Regions from separate parts of the Homo sapiens genome. Here region 2 is linked to region 1. A link is a loop called in an ENCODE intact Hi-C map of the cell type or tissue named here. Cell type or tissue: mucosa of descending colon. All regions are shown on one strand. Each heading gives the region's core, and the rest is flanking DNA. Links, peaks and the distances in the headings are about the cores only.

Region 1 (10,615 bases), core at 1,402-9,401:
GTTTGAAAGCATCATTTCCAGGACAGAACAAGGTTTTGGAGCCGGGACCAGTGGGCTTCCATTCTGGATCCGACCTGAAGTCGCTGAGCGCCCATCGCAGGGCCTTGCCTGGCCACGCGACGGTACCCTGTCACGCGATGCCCTCCTGGCTTTGTGGCCTCTCACGGGCCTACACTAAGATAATATGTGTGAAAGCCCTAGAAAAGTGAAAAAACACTACTTAGTCATCAAATATTAGCGTCACCGTGTCTCTGTGTGTGGGGACCAGTCTTTTCTGAAGATGCTCGCGGTTGGTTGGAAGTGTACCCGCCTGCACGCTCCAAGTGCACCTCCCGGGGTGCGAAGAGGCCCGCCTCAGACTCCCTGAGGTGCGTAGGGATCCGCTATCCTATACATCTTCCCAACAATCCTGGGAGGTACACGGAGGGTACCTCAAGGAGGATAAGGCTTTTGCCCAAGGCCACACTGAGCCAAGCCAAGGGGCAGGGATTCGACCCTAGATCCCCCACATCGCTGCTTGACATGGAGCTGTCTCTTCCCACTGTGACTCTCAACGGCCTGTAGCTTCTTCCTGATGAGAAGAAGGGGTCTCAGCCCCCCTCGTGGGTGCAATAAACATTTGGCCAATGAATCCGCTATGAGATTATGTGAGTTGGGTGAAATTGTGTGAGTGGGGTTCTGGCGCCATGGGTCAACAAGATGGCAAACGCTGACACTGTTCATGCCTTTTCCCAGCTGGACGGGTAACCACTCCTGAGGATGCCGTGTCCTCAGCTGTCCCACAACATGGAAAAATAGAATCAAGTACATTTGAGACTTTTGCATTCAGTACTTGTTTTATCTTCTATGATTCATGGAATATTTGCCTTTGAGCTTGCCACTGAACTAAAAGACGTTAGCTCCATTCTTTATAACATGTCTAAAAAGTACCATGCGTGATCAGTGAAGAATCTTGTAAAAAACCTTTTATTTTGGGTTGTCAGCTCTGCTGCAGATGTCAGTTACGTAGAAAGAAATTTGTATTTAGAATAGCTCAATTAATGCTTCATGCTTTAAAAAGAAATGTCATTTTGATTCCTATTTAAGTAGGAGCTGTTGAATCGTAATTGGGAAGCGTGAACTGATTATTCATCAAATTCATTAAATCTAAGAGAATGCAAAACAAGATTTTACCATTTTCAAAGGATCAGAAAGAAGGTTTTCAAAGACAGATGCAACTTAACTAAGTGAGGAGAGTATTAAAAAGATGTTCCAACATAGAGTTTCTTATTTCATTCTACACACATACATCAAGCATGGGCTATGTACCAGCATCCTTCCATGTGTGGGGACAAAGCAAAAACGCTCTAGTGCCTGCCCTCACGGAGCAGCCGGTGGGAGAGCACAACCTGGACTGGGCAGTGATGGTGCCATTGGGTGATGGGGTCTGGCTGCTGAGTGAGCAGAGAAGGGCATGACAGGAGGACTGCAGTCAGGGAGCATCCCGGCAGGCAAAGGCCCTGTGGTCCGGTCTGGGAGCAGCAAGGACGTTGGTAGGATGGAAGGGCAGCAGAGTGCAGGCCAGGCCCAGGTTCACATAGGGCCTTGGGGGTCATGGTTAAGAAATGGGTAATGGTAAGGGGGCCGGGATGGCTTTGGAAGTCCTTGGTAGGGGCTGAGTGTGTGGCTTGATGGTTAATTAAGTTATCGCCTAAGGAATTCTTAACAGACTGCTGGTACAACCAGTAACGGCATAGCAATTTCTTTCTTAAGTTATTTGTTTTTGTATTTGATGATCAAATCTGTATTCCTACCTTTCAGAAAACTTAGGGGAAAATAATTGATAAATATGAATCAGAGAGACAAGATAAGGCATTCAGTTTACTTTTTTTCCAGGAAACAGGAGCCTTTAAACAGCTATCAAAAAGTCTCAAATCTTGAACTTTAGTTTCCCCAACAACAAGCTATGTGCAAACACTTTGGTTAACTTTGTTCTCCTCTGGAACCTCCACCATGCTCCTTTGGATGGGGCTGTGGGTTTACTGGTCACTGATATGAGGGTGTTCTCCCTCATATCATGTTATGGAAAGAATTCAAAACACATGCTTTGAGATGGAAGTTACTCAAGGCTGCAGAAAAGTGTCTGAGTCTGGGCAACAGGACTGCTGCCCTTGCCACTAAGGCCCTACTTTTTCTCTTGCAGGCGCTGTGTGCAGTGGCTGAAAGTCATGGGCCTGTTTGCCTTTGTGGTGCTGTGTTCTGTGAGTACCTTAGCTGCCCCAGCACTACTGTTGGGTCCGTGGAAGCCCTGTGTGCCTTTGGCTGTATAGCAGGGGGAACCTGAGGTGTGGGGCTCAGTGCCTGGCCCTCTTCGCCTGATTCTCTGACTGTCTTTGGAGGAGATGCTGAGGGTTGTGGGGCAGCGGGCTGAGGGGGTCGAGGCCGCAGCTGTGCTCCTCTGCTGTGGTCCCAGTCACACGGCAGAAGCCGGGCAGCATGTTGTTGCCATATGGAAGGTCGGGTAGCTGGCTGTGGGGCTCCCTTCCCCCTCGAGTGGCTTACCACTTCCCTGTTCAGCCCTGGACAGTAGCACTCTTCATGTGTGTTGGAACACATCTGGAGATCGTGGATAGCCCAGAGTGTCTCAGCACCCCTTTGAGATTGTGCCCTGGGCCTCTGCCCAGCGGTAAGTGTTGAAGCTCTGAGGTTTGCCCCCTCTGGGGAGGTGTCTCTGATTTTATTTGCCCAGACATCTCCATCCTTTCAAATACATGAACATTCACAACAGACTCATTCTGGAGCCAAACCAACGTGAGATGCCCTTGTAGGGAACAGAGTGTGGGAACGAGGGGAGGGCGAGGGCTGCTCTGGTGAGCCCATGGCAGTGGGCGGTGCTGTTCTTCATTGGAGGGGTCCTAGCAGATGGACCCATCAAGGGAAAGGCACAGGAGCCCGAGCAGGGAGCCAGGGCTGCAGAGACACCTCTGTGCCCTCCGAGGCGACAGTCACAGGTCCCACTGCCAGCCTTGGTGTGCTTTGTGGCCTGATGTAGCCTGAGCCAGGGTCACATAGCGGCACTCAAAATACATTTGCCCAATGAGTGGGTGTGTGGTCTCCTGTCTGGTTGTGTGTCTGTGTGTGTGCAGGTGAGTATATGGTCTCCTGTCTGTGGCTGTGTGTCTTCGTGTCTGCACGTGGGTGTATGGTCCCCTGTGCCTGCTCTATGTCTGTGTGTGTGCACCATTGTGAACTGTGTAGGTTGTGTGTGGTCCCCTGTGCCTGCTGTATGTCTCTGTGTGTGCACCTGTGTGAGCTGTGTAGGTTGTGGTCAGTGACCATGATGGGTTGTGCCTGTGCTTTGCGGAGTTATTTTGGGTGAGTGCCACTTTTGAGTGTTGCTCCAAGATGGTGTGCATGGGCAGTTGCTGGGAGACCACAGTGGGTGGTAGGTGCTGCTGTGATGGGGGTGTGACTGTGGTTGTGGGCAAGGGTGGGTCTGAGCTGTGTTTCATGATGTGCACCAGCTTAGGGGGTGGTGTGCTCTCCCACGCAGCCTGCCCTGGTGACAGGGTCCCCTGTGCATGAGATGTGTGGCTGTTGCTGGCTGTTTCGTGACCTGCACGCGTGGCATGTGTGTTGTGGCTCTGCGTGCGTGCAGGAATGTCTGTGGCCCTGGGTCCGCTCTCAGCTGTGACATGTGGACAGCAGGGTGGTGTACGAAGTCAGTGCTGATTGCATTGAGCTGAGTACAGTCAACTTCTTAATAACCAACCCATGAGGGAGGAGATCTGTGACCCAGAGAAAGGAAACCTATGCTAGAAATGGAAAACCAATTACATTGAGCTCTGAAAGCATCACGATTTGATATTTTTGGCTACCAATTTGCTTCCCCACTTCCTACTCACATGAATGTGTGTTTCTGAAGCCCTGCTGCTCAGCAGGGCCTGGCAGGTGCTCTGAGATTTCAAAGGAACCGGGCAGGGTGGGCCAGGTCTCCCCTGGTCCCCAAGAGCTGACCTGAGCTCTGTGTCCAGTCTTCAGCCTTCTTCTGTGAGATGGAGTTTAGGTGATTTGTGGAGATATCCAAAATAGAATTTGAGGAATGATTTGAACTTCTATAATCTCATGTTATCATCAGTTTAATTTACTTTTTGATGGTGTATAAGGTGCTTTGCAAATTTCACAAACACCTGCTACCACAAACACATGCTCTAACCATCACAGGGGTCATATGCCTTTATTCTCCATTGTGAGAAAACCACATTTATCCTTCTTCGATGATTTAATTTTATGGCCAGGCATTTAATCCTTAAATTTGGCAGGTATCAATAATCAGGGCCCATTGTAGCTGAACACTGTAATGAATCAGAATATTATAATATTTAAGACAAAGCTATTCAGAGTAAGCTGGCGCGTACTGGATGCACACAGTAGCCCCATCATCACATCTGTTTTCGACTGTTATCAAAATGATTTATACCTTACTGCTCTCATACCACACCTCTGTCATTCAACGTTTCTGATTGTTACAGATTTTGTTCAGCCTATATCCGGATCAAGGAAAGCTCTGGCAGCTGTTGGCCTTATCACCGCTGGAGAACTACTGTATCCAAAATCCACTCTGAGATGGCCAGCCGCCTGGCTGAGATCTGAAACACAAGGAGACACTTGCAGACGGTTGTGACTGCTGCTGAAGGCCACGGCACAGGCCATTACCACTCGAATTTTGTTTCTCCAGGATGTCTGATGAGAGATGGAGTCTCAGGACAGAGGGGCGGGGAGCTCCAGGGAGACAGTGGCGGGGTTGGTGGTGGAGCTCTCCGAGTGAGGAAGGGGGACAGCAGGGCACATTCCAGCCAGGACCTGGCTTTCCCTAGCTCCCCGATACTCCTTTCCTCCCCCGTCTCTTTTGCGTTCAGCGTGACCCATCTTCCAGTCCCTGCTGTCCTGGCTGTGTCACCTTGCTCTGATGACTGCTGTGGCACCTCCTACTGTGCTTGCTCTGGCCTTCTTGCATGCCTCAGAATTTTTAGTTAGAAGTCATACACATCCTGTAGGATAGTAGATACAGAGGCCAGTGGTGTTTAAGCTTGGAGATGAGCATGCCTTGACTTCTGCAGGCATTAGTTGGAGGGTTCATGTAAATCTAGTGAGAATCTGGCTGTGTTGAGGTTTGCGGTTGCTGTGGCAACCTGCGGTGCACTAGACACTCAGAATTACCGGGCGCCCTGCCAGCTGTCTGCCAGACCTTGCTCTATGCCCACCCCTCCCACTGGGGTAAGAGCTACTTTTTCCCCTCCTACCTTCTCATGGCTGCAGGAATTCCCACTGCGCCCTCTGGCTGCCAGATTAGATGCGCTTCCCAAGCAAATGAAGGCCTTTGCTCCTTAGGGGAGATAGAGGCAGCGGGAGAGGGTGAAGCTTGGCATCACTGGGGGATGCTTTCCCGGGATCTTCCCCAGGCTTCCTGTCTTCCTGGGGAGCGTCCGCTGGGGTTCCTGGAGGAAAAGCCTGCAAGAAAATGTGAACACCTCCATCTGTGGCTCTCAGAGGCTCCCACGCTCAAGCGAGCCCACACTTGACCTTGAGCAATGTCTACATTTTCTGGCTGAATCCCGCCTGATTCTGAAGTGTGGGGCTGGCACCTGTCCCAGGGAAGCCGCCTCTTCCTACAGTCACCTGTTTTGCTCTAGGTTTCAGGCGAGTTGTTTCTGCTGCAGCCTTATTCTGGGATCAGGAGTGGGCGGTTAACTGATGTCCGCCCAGCCTTTTCTGGGTGAAAGGGTGGGAGGGCTGTTTCTCAGCTCTCCAGCCAGGGTCCAGAGCCTATTTTGGAATGGACATGGTCATTAAGGTGTCTGTGCATGAAGGCCCCTGAAGCCCCCGGTACTGCTAGTGCGGCGGGCATCCGTGGAGGGTCCTGGAGAGGTGGGACCCTCCGATGCAGTGCTCTGATCAGGCAAATATTTTTGATGATTATTATTTAAAAAGGAATTAATTCAGTTAGCTAAATGGCAAGTGTTTTTTTCTTTAGTCTACTTACTTGATAGCCTCAGTGAACTGAAATTTTAGGAAACTGGCTTGCTTTCCTTGCAGTTGCTGTAATCTGTTGCATAGTCTTGGTTTTTGTAGTCCTTCTGGCAGTCTCACTACATCTTCCCAGGACACCCTCTCCTTAGCCAGTGACCTACCCAGCAGGGCACCAGCAGCCTTCCAGAAAGGCCTGGCACTTGAGGCTTTCTGGTGAGCCGGGGGCACACTGGTCACAGTTTGTGCTTCCCTCTGCTCAGTGGATGGAGGCACCCACAGTTTTAGAAGCACTCCACTTCCACTGGGGTCAGGGCGGTGCTGATGTCAGCTGAGTGCGTGTGCACGTGTTTGTATTTTCTTCATCACTTTAAAACCGTGCCTGAGCTGTAAAGTATCTCCATGTGAGAGAACCGAAGAGCTGTGTGATGTTGACAGACTTTGTTTCTCATTCTTGTGCCTCGACCTCTGCATTACTTCTCCAGGATGAAGAAAGCCAAGACTTGCCCTGTGTTCCTGGCCCCCCTCATGAAGTTCCCAGGACATGCCACCCTCCTGGGCAGGACTTTCCCGCAGGGGGAAGGGGAGATAGAGCAACCGGCTGCCAGGCTGACCCAGGAACCTGAAGGGGGAGGCTGGATCCTGTCCAGAAACCGTCCTCAGTGGGACTCAGGCAGGAGGGGGAGATTTCGGGGAACACTGGCACCAAACTTGATCAGTCAGTAGAGATCCCAGGCGAGCACAGCAGCTTAGGTCACTAAGATGAGATGATAGCCTCAGCCCTCTGGTCATCCCACCCAGGCCCCAGTGTGTCCCCTTTATTCTAAGGCATTTTGCCGAGCTCCTTCTCGAGCAGCCTGAGTGCACCAGGCCCCACGCAGGACCCCACAGCCTGAGTCCCTCCCAGCAGGGGGCAGGGCAGCCTGCCTTTCTTGGCAGGGGGTGGGGATGGGTGGGGGCGGGGAGCTGTCTCGCCTGCTCCCTGTGTGGCCTTCGAATTTGGATGAAGAGGGAGAGAGAGAGCCTGGGAGAGATGAAGGCCGCAGGGGGGAAGACGGGTGCTGCGTCCTCCAGCGCAGTGGGTCACCAGCCACGATGAGGGGTTGATTTGAGCCTCCAGCAGGCTCCTTGGAAAAGGGCAGTGTTCCCAGGGATTAACCACGCTTTCCGGAAACTCACGGACCCTCTCTTTGTGAAAGCTGAGCTTTGTGAAAGCTGCAGGCCTGAGGCCTGCCTGGGGAGGAGGGGAAGCCAGCTGGACCCTGCCCCCCACAAGGTGATTCCCTGAGAAAGGGCGTGCAGTATAGGCGTGAGGTAGGAGGGGCCTCGGCCTGGTTGGAAAGGCCCACAGCAATGTCCTCAGGGCTGTCTTCTGAGCAAGGAGCTCGAGGCCTCCTCCCGGCCCTCTGGCCTGCCCTGTGGAGGAGGCTGGGTGAAGGACACCCAGGGTGTCTGCTGTGAGGGGAGGAGCTTCTGGAGAAAGCACCACTCTCCTTTAGCCGGTGAATAGCGAAGCCACCTTTCTTTCGGAACCTCAGTGTCTCCCGCAGCAGCCAGGCGGTGTCGGTTCGGTAGTTGCAGGGTCTATTTCAGAAGCCTGTAATTGTAGCACCTGAAGTTCTTTGTCCCTGAATTGTTGTCTGAAGGAGGCCTGTCAGGCTCCCAGGGCACTGGGCAAATGAACAGAAGCCAGCAAACCTCTACAACCAGGTCAGTTAAGGGCGCCGTCCTTGTCTCCCGCTCTCCTTTCTCTTCCTCCCTCCCTTCCTGCTCTTCTTTGCTGCGTCCTCTTCTTTCTCCTCTCCCTTTCTCTCTCCCTCCCTTCTCCCCATTCTCCCTATTCTCTCCCTCCCTCTTTCCCCATCCCTTTCATTCTCTCCTTTTTCCCATGTGATGCATTTTGTATCACACCCAGCGCTGCATCCTGGGCTCTCAGAGGACATGGAGGAGACTGTGAGATTCAGAGGGGAGGAGAAAACACTGTTTCCCCACCCTCCTAGCTTCTCCAACCAGGGCCCTGCAGATTAGACACGAAGGACAGGTTAACAAGAAAAAGGCATACTCATGTATTTCATATAAGCGTTGCTTGACAAGAAACAGCTGAGCTTGGTGTTTTGATGCTAGGTTTGATGAAGAGTGGGGTCCTGAAAGGTGTGATAGGACGAGAGCACATGAGCAAGCGCAGGAAACGGGCCGGGAGGGGCCCTGGCGAGGCCTGTCCATTCAGGTCCCTCTTGGCCTCCCTCCATCTTTGGAGCTAAGGATGCACCCTTTCCCTGGTGTGGGGGGCACCTCTCACAAGAGGGTCACGACGATCTGCTTCAGGGGAGTTAGGTCTTGAATGAGGGCTGAGATGTGGGTAATAAGAAAGGCAGGAAGATCGTGTTAATGGCCAAGGGCGTGGGGCACCTGGGGAAACGCATTTCTTCACACACTGTCAGAGGAGGGTGTGCGTCTGGCGGGCGGCGGGGACATGGGGTTTCTCCTGTCTGCCTTGTGGTTCTCCTTGACACTCTCCGAGCCGTGAACCTTAGCAGCCACGTGGACTCCACGCTGCTGCAGGTGGACCTGGCAGGGGCCCTAGTGGCCAGTGGGCCGAGTCGTCCTGGGAGGGAAGAGCACATCGTGGTGGAGCTGACCCAGGCTGACGCTTTGGGCTCCAGGTGGCGGCGGCCACAGCAGGTTATGCTGATAATTTATTTGAAAGGAATTGTGAAATCTCATTTCATCTCATAATAAATTGTGTTTCCTCTTGAATGGATTTGATGGGGAGCCACAGGCGAGGACACCATTCTTAGTCAATTCATTGGCTCTTCTTATCTTTTGCTTTGTCTTTGAAATTCTCTTTTTACCATTTCTCTATTTATGAAACTCTTGCCATTTCAGTAAAATCAGGCTTGCAAGTTCTTTATTCAAAACTGTTTTGCTGGGCCATTCAGGAAACATACATTTGAAATGAAAAAACTTTTTTTTTTTTTTTTGGTGTCGTTGAAGTGCAGTTAAGTCCGGGCCTTACGTCAGGGTTCAGAAGACACTTCCACAGCACGGTTACTGTGTTTGTGGACATCTGCTAAGACAGTGCCTACGTTCTGAGCTGCTGTATCTGTGTAGGCCTGTGCTCAGCCTTGTCTCTGAGCCTTGTCAAGCCTTCATTCACATCCTGCAAAGGCAGCCAGGAAGCGGTGGCTGTCATGGCAGCCCAGAGCCTAGACTCCAGAGGCAGGGCTCCTTCCACGCAAGCCTGACTCCCCCGAGCCCTGGCCTCGGAGACTCCACTGGATTATCACGGTGACTTCTGCATGGAAGTCGTAGCCCTGGTTCATGGATGTTCCCTGTTATAACCAGTAGAGGGAAACCCCGCCCATGCACAGGCTGTGTCACCTGCAGTGGAGCATCTGAAGAATGAATGCACCCTCCCCTTTTCCTGCCTTGTAGAGCATGGTCCACAGAGCAAAGGTCTCATTATGAACTAGCATGCAGTGTCCTGGACCGTGGCTGACGCAACACCAATGTTCTGAACCGGCTGCCCTGGCCAGGGTCTTAGGATGTCAACTTGGTTCCCTGTGTGAAAAGCACAGCCCTCTGGCAAGGGGCTCCTTGGTGATGAGCAATGACCTTTGCCCTCTGACCTGGGACTTGCATGGAGAAGGGCAGGACCTTACACAGCCTGCGGTCCCGCTGCCTCCCCAGCACTTGCATATTAATAACCCAGATTAAATGATCTGTATGGCACCTCCCTGCTCTCTTGGGGTGGCCCTTCCTAACATGCTGATGCACCCAAAATGCCCACAGGCAAATCCAGCCCCAGAAACATGGGAAACCCAAGAGATCTTTACTAAAGGATTTTTCCCCCCAGATACGCTCTTTGCAAACACTGAAGTACCTAAAAGAACTTCTGTTCTCTCATGCGTGTGCTTCTTTGCTTTGACCGGTTTCAGAGATCCTATTTTCAGTGTCCTTTGTGATTTGTGGGCGAGATTCGCATCTTCCCATTGAGGGTCCCCCCCCGCCCCCCGCTCCCCAGGCTGCCTCCCCAGGTGATCACTCTCCTGCACCCCAGGGGCAAGAACATGCAAGGCAGGGAATGAAGCTTCACTCTGGGGCCCTTCCTTGCAGGGGCTCCTGTGCACAGGGGTGTGGAAGGTTTGCTGGGGGTGGGTTTGTTGCCTCCAGGTTGCAAGCAGTTGCAGAAGCAGTTCTCAGGACTCAGAGCACTCAGAAGAGTTCTCCAAGTCTCTAGTAACTTGTAGTGATTTCATTTTTTAAATTAAAAAAAATTTATATTAGAAAATTTTTAGAGTCGGGGGTCTCACTCTGTTGCCCAGGCTGGGGTGTAGTGGTATGATCTCAGCTCACTGTAACTTGGAACTTCTGGGCTCACAGGATCCTCCCGCCTCAGCCCCTAAGTGGCTGGGACCACAAGCACATGCCACCAGGCCTGGCTAATTTTTAAAACTTTTTTGTGCAGACAGGGGTCTTGCTCTGTTGCCCAGGCTGATCTTGAACTCTTGGCCTCAAGTGATCCTCCCACCTTGGCCTCCCAAAGTGTTGGGATTACAGGCGTGAGCCAGCGCGTCTGGGCATGATTTCTTTTTCTCGTATTAAATCA
Region 2 (8,000 bases), core at 1-8,000, 100 kb before region 1:
ATTGAGGCGTCACCGCTCCCCAGACCTCCTCAGTGGACAAAGCCAGGGAATAGTAATGTAAACAATACCCTGGTTTATGTTTGATGTCTGTTGAAAACTGTGAGTTCACACCAGTATCCCCAGGTCCAGTTTGGATCCACAGGGTTCATTCCAGTTTTCTCATGGCAACCTTGCAGATCCTTTCTTTTCTGGCGATTTGGCCACTCCCCCCGTGCATAACCAGCATCTCATCCTCCCCTGTGTGGCTCCTCCCCTTGCATGTGGGGGTCTTGGCTGACTCCCCTCGGAGCTAGCACCTGGGTGGAAGCCCTCCTCACTCTCACAGACTCATTCCCTATGCCCAGCTGCGTCTGCAGAGACACCCTCCTCACCTTGTGTGTGCGACACCCGCCTCGTGGCTTTAGGACCAACGTGTGGAGAGCAGGCAGGGGCAGGAGACAAGTACACTGCCCTTGACCACGCAGGCGTCACACTTTCCAGACACCCGAGGAGTCTCTCTGGATTTGACAATCCTGATGGTGTCTCCAGAGAACATGAGCCTTGTTTCCATCCTGGTCACCAGGGACCTTGCCTGAGAATATTTTCCGGTGGTATTTCTTGGTTGAGGTCCCACACGGTGCACTGAAAAGTGTGATGATTCTTGCGAATGGTGAATCTTATGTTTAGGATATGAACAGAAACGGCATGTTCTTTTTTTATGTTATTTTTTAAATTTATTTTTATTTCAACAAGTTTTTGGCGAACAGGTGGTGTTTGGTTACATGAATAAGCTCTTTAGAGGTGATGTCTGAGAGGTGGGTGCTCCCATCACCCAAGTAGTGTACACAGTACCCAATGTGTAGTCTTTTATCCCTCACTCCTCTCCTACCCTTTCCCCCGAGTCTCCAAAGTCCATTGTGTCATTCTTATGCCGTTGCATCCTCATCGCATGAGAACATATGGTTTGGTTTTCCGTTCCTGAGTTACTTTACTTAGAATAATGGTCTCTAGTCCCATCCAGGTTGTGGCAAATGCAATCATTTCATTCCTTTTTATGGCTAGTAGTATTCCATGGTGTATATATACCACATTTTCTTTATCCACTCATTGATGGATGGGCTTTGGAGCTGGTTCCATATTTGTGTAATTGCAAATTGTGCTGCTATAAACATGTGTGTGCAAGTGTTTTTTCAAATAATGACGTCTTTTCTTCTGGGTAGGTACCTAGTGGTGGGATTGCTGGATCAAATGGTAGATCTACTTTTAGTTCTTTGAGGAATCTCCATACTTTTCCATAGTGGAGCGTGGAAAATGCTTTCCATCACAACGCGTTTTCACAGATAGCTTGTTGTTAGTTTTTATCGCCCTCTAGTGGGGGAAAATCTCAATGTGTTGTACTGGTTTCTGTTCCCACCAGCAGTATAAGTGTTCCCTTTTCACCACATCCATACCAACATCTATTTTTTTTTATTCTTATTTTATTATGGCCATTCTTGCAGGAGTGAGGTGGTATCACATTGTGGTTTTGATTTTAAAAACATAGATTTTCAGGTGGATCACCAAGTCAGGAGTTCGAGACCAGCCTGACCCACATGGTGAAACCCTGTCTCTGCTAAAAATACAAAAATTAGCTGGGCATGGTGGTGCGTGCCTGTGAGCCTAGCTACTCAGGAGGCTGAGGCCGGAGAATCGCTCGAACCCGGGAGGCGGAGGTTGCGGTGAGCTTGAGATCGCACCACTGCATTCCAGCCTGGGCGACAAAGTGAGACTTCATCACAGTGGTTCATGCATGTAATCCCAACACTTTGGGAGATGAGGTGGGAGGATCACTTGAGCTGGGGAGGTTGAGGCTGCAGTGAACCGTGATCATGCCAGTTTACTCCAGCCTGGGCAACAGAGTGTGAGACCCTGTCTCAAAAAAAAAAGTATAAAATAAATAAAACAGACTTTTTCTTTTCTGTTTCGCATGCAAGAGCAATTTGGAATGTTAGGGATATTGCTATGTGTTTTAATATTAGATGGATTTGGGATGTTCGGGATATTGCTATCTGTTCTAATATTATTCTGATGGAGAACTGCTGCTGTTCATGCCTAGTCCTGAGAACTAACACTGTTGGAGGCTTAAGACCAGAGTTGTGTGTCTCTCACTAGAAGAGGCCTGGTGGCCAACAGGGGCTGTGGAGAGTCCTGGGAAGTATACTCGCCTCTTTGGATGTGTAATTAGCATGTATTCATGTTTAGGTCATACCTAAAGCAGACATTCATGTCTAGGTCATATGTAAAGTTGACAACTAGGTCAACACCAGCTGAAGGGCAGGGAGCGTTGGTGCTGTGTGTGGTGGGAAGACACTGGCAGCCATGCGTTTGTTGGCCCTAGTATACAGGTTCTGATTCTAAATTCACTTCATTCAGGTGAGGTTTATACATGGGGCGACAATGATGAGGGACAACTGGGAGACGGAACCACCAATGCCATCCAGAGGCCTCGGTTGGTAGCTGCCCTTCAGGGTAAGAAGGTCAACCGTGTGGCCTGTGGCTCAGCACATACCCTCGCCTGGTCGACCAGCAAGCCCGCCAGTGCTGGCAAACTCCCTGCACAGGTGAGTCCGGGCAGGTTGGGTGGGTCGGGGGCAAGCAAAGTGTGCTCCTGTCACATGCTGCATCCTGTCGTTGTGTGTTTACAGAGGCTTCTTGGTGAAAATAATTCAGGCTCAGTAAATGTTAACCACACAGTGCATTTAAGAACCTTGATATTTGGCTGGTTGTGGTGGCTCACACCTGTAATCCCAACACTTTGGGAGGCCAAGGTGGGCGGATTGCTTGAACTCAGGAGTTCAGGACCAGCCTGGACAACATAGCAAAACCCTGTCTCTACAAAATTAGTCAGGCATAGTGGCATGCACCTGTAGTCCCAGCTACCTGGGAGGCTGAGGGCTGAGGTGGGAGGATCACTTGAGTCTGAAAGGTCCAAGCTGCAGTGATTGCACCACTGCCCTCTTACTTGGGTGACAGAGTGAGACCCTGTCTCAAAAGAACCTTGAATGTTCATGCCAGCCAATATTCTGTGTGTACAGTGTGTATCACCTTCTATATCTTATAACCCACACCAAACTCTTCCACACCAAACTGTTCTGCTAGTACATGCCTCACATTTCTTAGTGAATTTATTTGTATAGACTAATTTTTTTTACAGTCAAACTGGACAGAATATTATTTTAAAAGCAGCACAGTGAGGTTGTGCAAACCAAACTCAGACACCATAGTGCTTCTCTGTATTTGAAACAATTGTTTTCAGAATCCTTAATGGATGCCACACTGGCCCCCGTGTGCCTTTGGTGCCTGAGGGGCTGAAGGCCATTTCTGTGTTCTAGGTCCCCATGGAGTACAATCACCTGCAGGAGATCCCCATCATTGCGCTGAGGAACCGTCTGCTGCTGCTGCACCACCTCTCCGAGCTCTTCTGCCCCTGCATCCCCATGTTCGACCTGGAAGGCTCGCTCGACGAAACTGGACTCGGGCCTTCTGTTGGGTTCGACACTCTCCGAGGAATTCTGATATCCCAGGGAAAGGTATTCAAGTGGCAATCTTTGCTCTAGGGGAAACTGGTGTCTTCAGTACATGTAACCCAATAGAATTCCTATACTGGGAATAGAACACATAGAATACAGCTCATTCAGCAAATGTTCACGGAATGCCTCCTGCATGCCAGGCTCTGTTCTGGGTACTTTATATCAATGAGAAAACAGACAAAAATCTGTTCCCTTTTGGAGTTTATATTAAAAGCAAACAGTAAGATGCTGCATCTCTCCTTCATAATCTCTGCCTCTCACTGCTCCAGAAGGATGAGGTGGGGCCTTCATAAACTAAGCCTTTGTTCCTGCGGTCCTTCTCTGCCTGCCTGGCCTTGTGGCTATGGCAAGTCCCCACTGACACAGGAAGGCCGGCGATTGGGCTGTTTCTCTCAGGATGTCCAGCAGAGGGGGCCAGGAGTCACAGATATATCACCTCGAAGGTCCGTGCCTGAATGTGTAGAGATTGCTGGCCAAGTGAGAATTAACAGGTGGTGAATAATACAGTCATGAGTGAGGGCATCTGAAAGTCACCAGGCAGGTTTTGACCTGTAGATGTTGCTAATAGTTGGAGCTTTCTAGAAGTTGGGTTAGTTTCTGGCAAGCAGCTTGACAAGATGATCTTGAAGGGGCTAATTACCATACGGTAGGGGCATCTCTGTATAGGGAAAAGTTATAGAATTGGATTGAGGACCACTAATCCTGATTGTGATTCTCTAATGTATTTTGTTGTCGAATATTATGGCCCATTCTTAGTGATTTAATAAAATTGCAATGTTTTGGAGTCCTGTCCCAGCAGGTTACTTTTTAAAGACCGGCTTTGTTTCCACTTGGCTAGAACGATTTCTGCTGAACAGGACTGGTACATTCATTTTACTTTCACGTGTGCCTGAGGGTGGAAGTGGTCAGGCTTGTGTTTAATGGAAAGACCATCTCTCTGATGAGAGAGGCAGAAGAAATCTTGGGCAGGTAAAATGGATAGGAAACATAATTTCAATTACTGTTCAATAATAAAAAGTAGCAAACGATTAATTTTACCTTCTTTTTTTAATCCTTCAAAGTGGTGATGATAATAGGCAGCACAGAGGAAAAAAACCTTTCTTTGTAGGGAGAAAAAAAGTGAGAGGCAGGGCACGTCCCACCTGGCCCTGTGTGAGCGTTGTGCAGGCTGTGAGCGGGGCATGGGTGGGAGCTGGTGTGTGGTAGGGGAGCGGTGGGCAGCAGCATCTGGCACCTGCTGGGGCTGCAGGAGAGCAGGGGAGTGCTGAGGGCGTCTGAAAGGTACCTCTGGTCAGGGAATGTGTAGGCAGCCTCGGTTCTGGTCCTGGTTATGGTGAGGATCGGCCTCAGAGAGTGGGTGTTACTACTCCCGGTCCAGAGCACCAAAATGGACTCTCCAGGAAGGTGGGCGGGCTGGTGACTGGGAGGAGAGGGGAGTGCTCCTGTGGAGGGGGAGCCGCCCTGAGGTCCAGGCAGGGCCTCTGGGAGCAGGATGAGTCTGGGCTGTGCGAGAGGCATGGGGCTGGGGTGCCGCCAGGATACCCTTTCTGGGTCTCCTCTGGCGCTTGGGGCCCTCACCTCCTGCCTTCAGGGCTTGGAGTTCTTAGGCTTTGAGCTGGGCAAGGGCTCAGCCTCCACTGAGGGACCCTTGTGCTCCCACAGCCCACCCCTAACCGAAAGAAGGCACGATTGCCTCCTTGGCCAAGAGAGCTGAGACCCCTGCTGACCTGTCTCATCCCTTTCCATTGGCACGGCTGCGTGCCGCATCCTCTGCCCTTTCCCCACGGGCATGGCCGACCTGCTCCCTCCTGGGGAACGGCTGGGTCCTCACCGTGGTGCTGATGTTTGGCCACGCCCTGCTGTCTTCACCCCAGGCACTCCCGATTTCTTTTAGTGTGATCCCAGCCAGGACCTTGTTTCCCCTCCCCGGTCTGTCTTTTCTGTCCCGATCCAAGGTCTGGCTGGCTGCACGGTGCTCCCTGGCCCCGTGGCTGCTGTATGGCAGGCAGTGGCGATCCAAGGTCCGGCTGGCTCCGCGGTGCTCCCTGGCCCGTGGCTGCTGTATGGCAGGCAGTGGCGATCCAAGGTCCGGCTGGCTCCGCGGTGCTCCCTGGCCCGTGGCTGCTGTATGGCAGGCAGTGGCGATCCAAGGTCCGGCTGGCTCCGCGGTGCTCCCTGGCCCGTGGCTGCTGTATGGCAGGCAGTGGTTTAACAGCAATCCCTGCCACGGGTGGGCTTGCTTGGCAGGGAAACCTTGACTTCAAGACCTGAGTCAGAGCAGGTGCTTGCCAGGCCCAGCCCTCCCTGTTCTGTGCCCTGTGTGTGCTGGGCTCTTCCAGCCTCCGGAACGCTGCTGGGTGGAGGTAGTTTCCTGAGGGACCTGCCTCTTGCCCGGCCATTGGCACTACCTGCCTGGCCGTCTGTCCCTGTGTGCTTCGGGGCCAGCCTGTTCCCCTGCACCCTCACAACTTGAGAAAAGGGAACTGGCAGTTTTCTGTCCTTAAGAAGGTCTTCAACACAGATTTTAAACAAAACTATGTGATGATTTCTTCAGGAGTGATGCTTTCCATATCAGATTCTAAATTTTGTCTGTTTGATGTGTTTTAGGAGGCGGCTTTCCGGAAAGTAGTACAAGCAACTATGGTACGCGATCGTCAGCATGGCCCCGTCGTGGAGCTGAACCGCATCCAGGTAGCACATGGAGATTACTCTCCAAGTCTGACAGCCTTAGAAGTGATGCTTTCGTGGGTACCTGGGCTGGGACGAGAGCGCTGGTAGCCTGCCATCCTGTGCACCCCAACTTTAAAGAGCAGGTGCCACCTTCCTTTTTGTGGGCTTCCTGTATGTGATGTGCTGGGGCTTCCAGGAATGTCAGTGTGTTTCTTTATACAGAAGTAATGAAGATTTATGTCAGATAGTCCAAAAGCACAAACACAGGTCAGCAAGAATGGGGAAAATAAAATCAGCCCTCTTCCCACTGCATGATGATAACCGCTGCTGTTACATTGGGAGGTGTGTGTCTATTTGTTACAGCCAAAGCAGGATCACTGCCTTTTGAAATTTGCTGCTCTCCTCCCTGCCATGGAATAGGGTCCTGTGGGGCTGCTTGTGTTTGGCAGCTGCCTGCAGCCTGCTCCTCTCTTGCAGGGGTGTGTCCTGGTTTACTCTGTCAGATTTCTCTGATGGTGCTGGGGGGCCGTGCCCACTTTTCTGTGGTACAGGCAGGGCTATCTGGGTGTATCTTCGGTCACCCCTTTTGTTAAGTTCTGAGAAGTGGAGTGGGTCAGAGGCCCAGTGACAATTTGATGATACATCCGATTATAGGTTATAACAGTTCATGTTCCCACCATCCTCACACCCTCCCCACCACTGGTAGTTTTCTTTGCCAATTTCATAGGCCAGAATTACTAATACTGTCTCATGGGTAGTAATCAAAGAAACGACAAGTAGACCATTTCTAAATGTATACTGCTTCAAGTGTATATAAACTCACAGTTAAAAACAATTAATTAAAAACAAAGAGAAGCCTCGGCCCCTGATGATGATAGCGTGCAGAACTTGACATTTAATGCTCAAATGAAACTGGCCTCGCCTCTTGGATCAGACACAGAGAGCCATGAAGAACAAATTCTTTGTTCCTGTACCTTTGTATTAACACATGATTTTTACCCTGATGTTGATTACAAGACTAGAAATGTTTTCAGAGTTATACTTGGGGGCATTTTGAATTAAGACACGAAACTCTTGTCCTTTGTTGGACAGCTCATGTGACCACATTGATGGAGCTGGTCTCTTCACTGACGTCAGAGTGTTTAATGCTAAGCTGTACGTCAGTCACGTCCTCACATAAATAGGTTGTTTAACTAGGTTCATAAAAAAGCTTTTATTTCCCTACCTTGGACGATGGCTTCAGTTTGCTGTGCATCATAAACATTATAGCTTGTAGGCAAGGCCAGCTGATGGCTTCTGCGTTGTCTAACCCCCGCGATTGAGTGCACCTTGACTTGCACCTCCCTCAAAACCGCACGCAGACTTTTTGGGCCAGGGGCTCTCAGGGTGGGTATTCAAGCCTGGGGGACTCTGGGAATCAGTGAAGTTTTGATAAACTAGGATGCAGGTTAGGCACCCTTGTTTCTGTCTTTGTATCATCTGAAATTTTTAAGAAGTCATTACATGCTGAGCACCTCTTTCTTACTCATCTTGCTATCCCCAGCTTGTGTTACAAAAACGTTCAGTATGCAATTGAAAAAACAAACTGGGTAAATGGCAAACAAATTTATATTAGTCGTTGGTGGTGGCTCATGCCTGTAATCCCAGCACTTTGGGAGGCTGACGTGGATGGATTGCTTGAGCCTAGGAGTCTGAGACCATCCTGGGCAACGTGATAAAACCCCATCTCTACAAAAAATACAAAAATTAGCCTTGTGTGGTGGTGGGTGCCTGTAGTCCCAG

What was found. A loop is a pair of places that touch in the nucleus more often than their neighbours do. Peaks named below come from ENCODE experiments on the same cell type or tissue, not always from the same donor. Only the 100,000 strongest peaks of a DNase experiment are listed, where the experiment ranks them.
Region 2: a loop joins it to region 1, with 4 times the contacts of the local background. A loop is called at or near these places in 18 of 110 quality-filtered maps.

The regions. Positions count from the first base shown.
Region 1 is chr15:28,016,470-28,027,084 of GRCh38, reverse strand. It overlaps OCA2 (OCA2 melanosomal transmembrane protein), which reads left to right. Exons shown (of 24, transcript NM_000275.3): 5 at 2,183-2,240; 6 at 4,512-4,584; 7 at 8,528-8,688. Among named protein-coding and RNA genes, the nearest start is that of OCA2, 78 kb to the left of the region's middle. RefSeq lists enhancers at 2,925-3,424, 7,149-7,817. In mucosa of descending colon, for the core only: no CTCF peak of the experiment used is centred there; a DNase peak (open chromatin) is centred at 5,214.
Region 2 is chr15:28,119,585-28,127,584 of GRCh38, reverse strand. HERC2 (HECT and RLD domain containing E3 ubiquitin protein ligase 2) reads left to right here. Exons shown (of 93, transcript NM_004667.6): 84 at 2,392-2,579; 85 at 3,351-3,548; 86 at 6,156-6,239. Among named protein-coding and RNA genes, the nearest start is that of OCA2, 24 kb to the right of the region's middle. RefSeq lists a cis regulatory region at 7,113 and an enhancer at 7,041-7,185. In mucosa of descending colon, for the core only: a CTCF peak has its summit at 3,949 (motif pointing right); no DNase peak of the experiment used is centred there.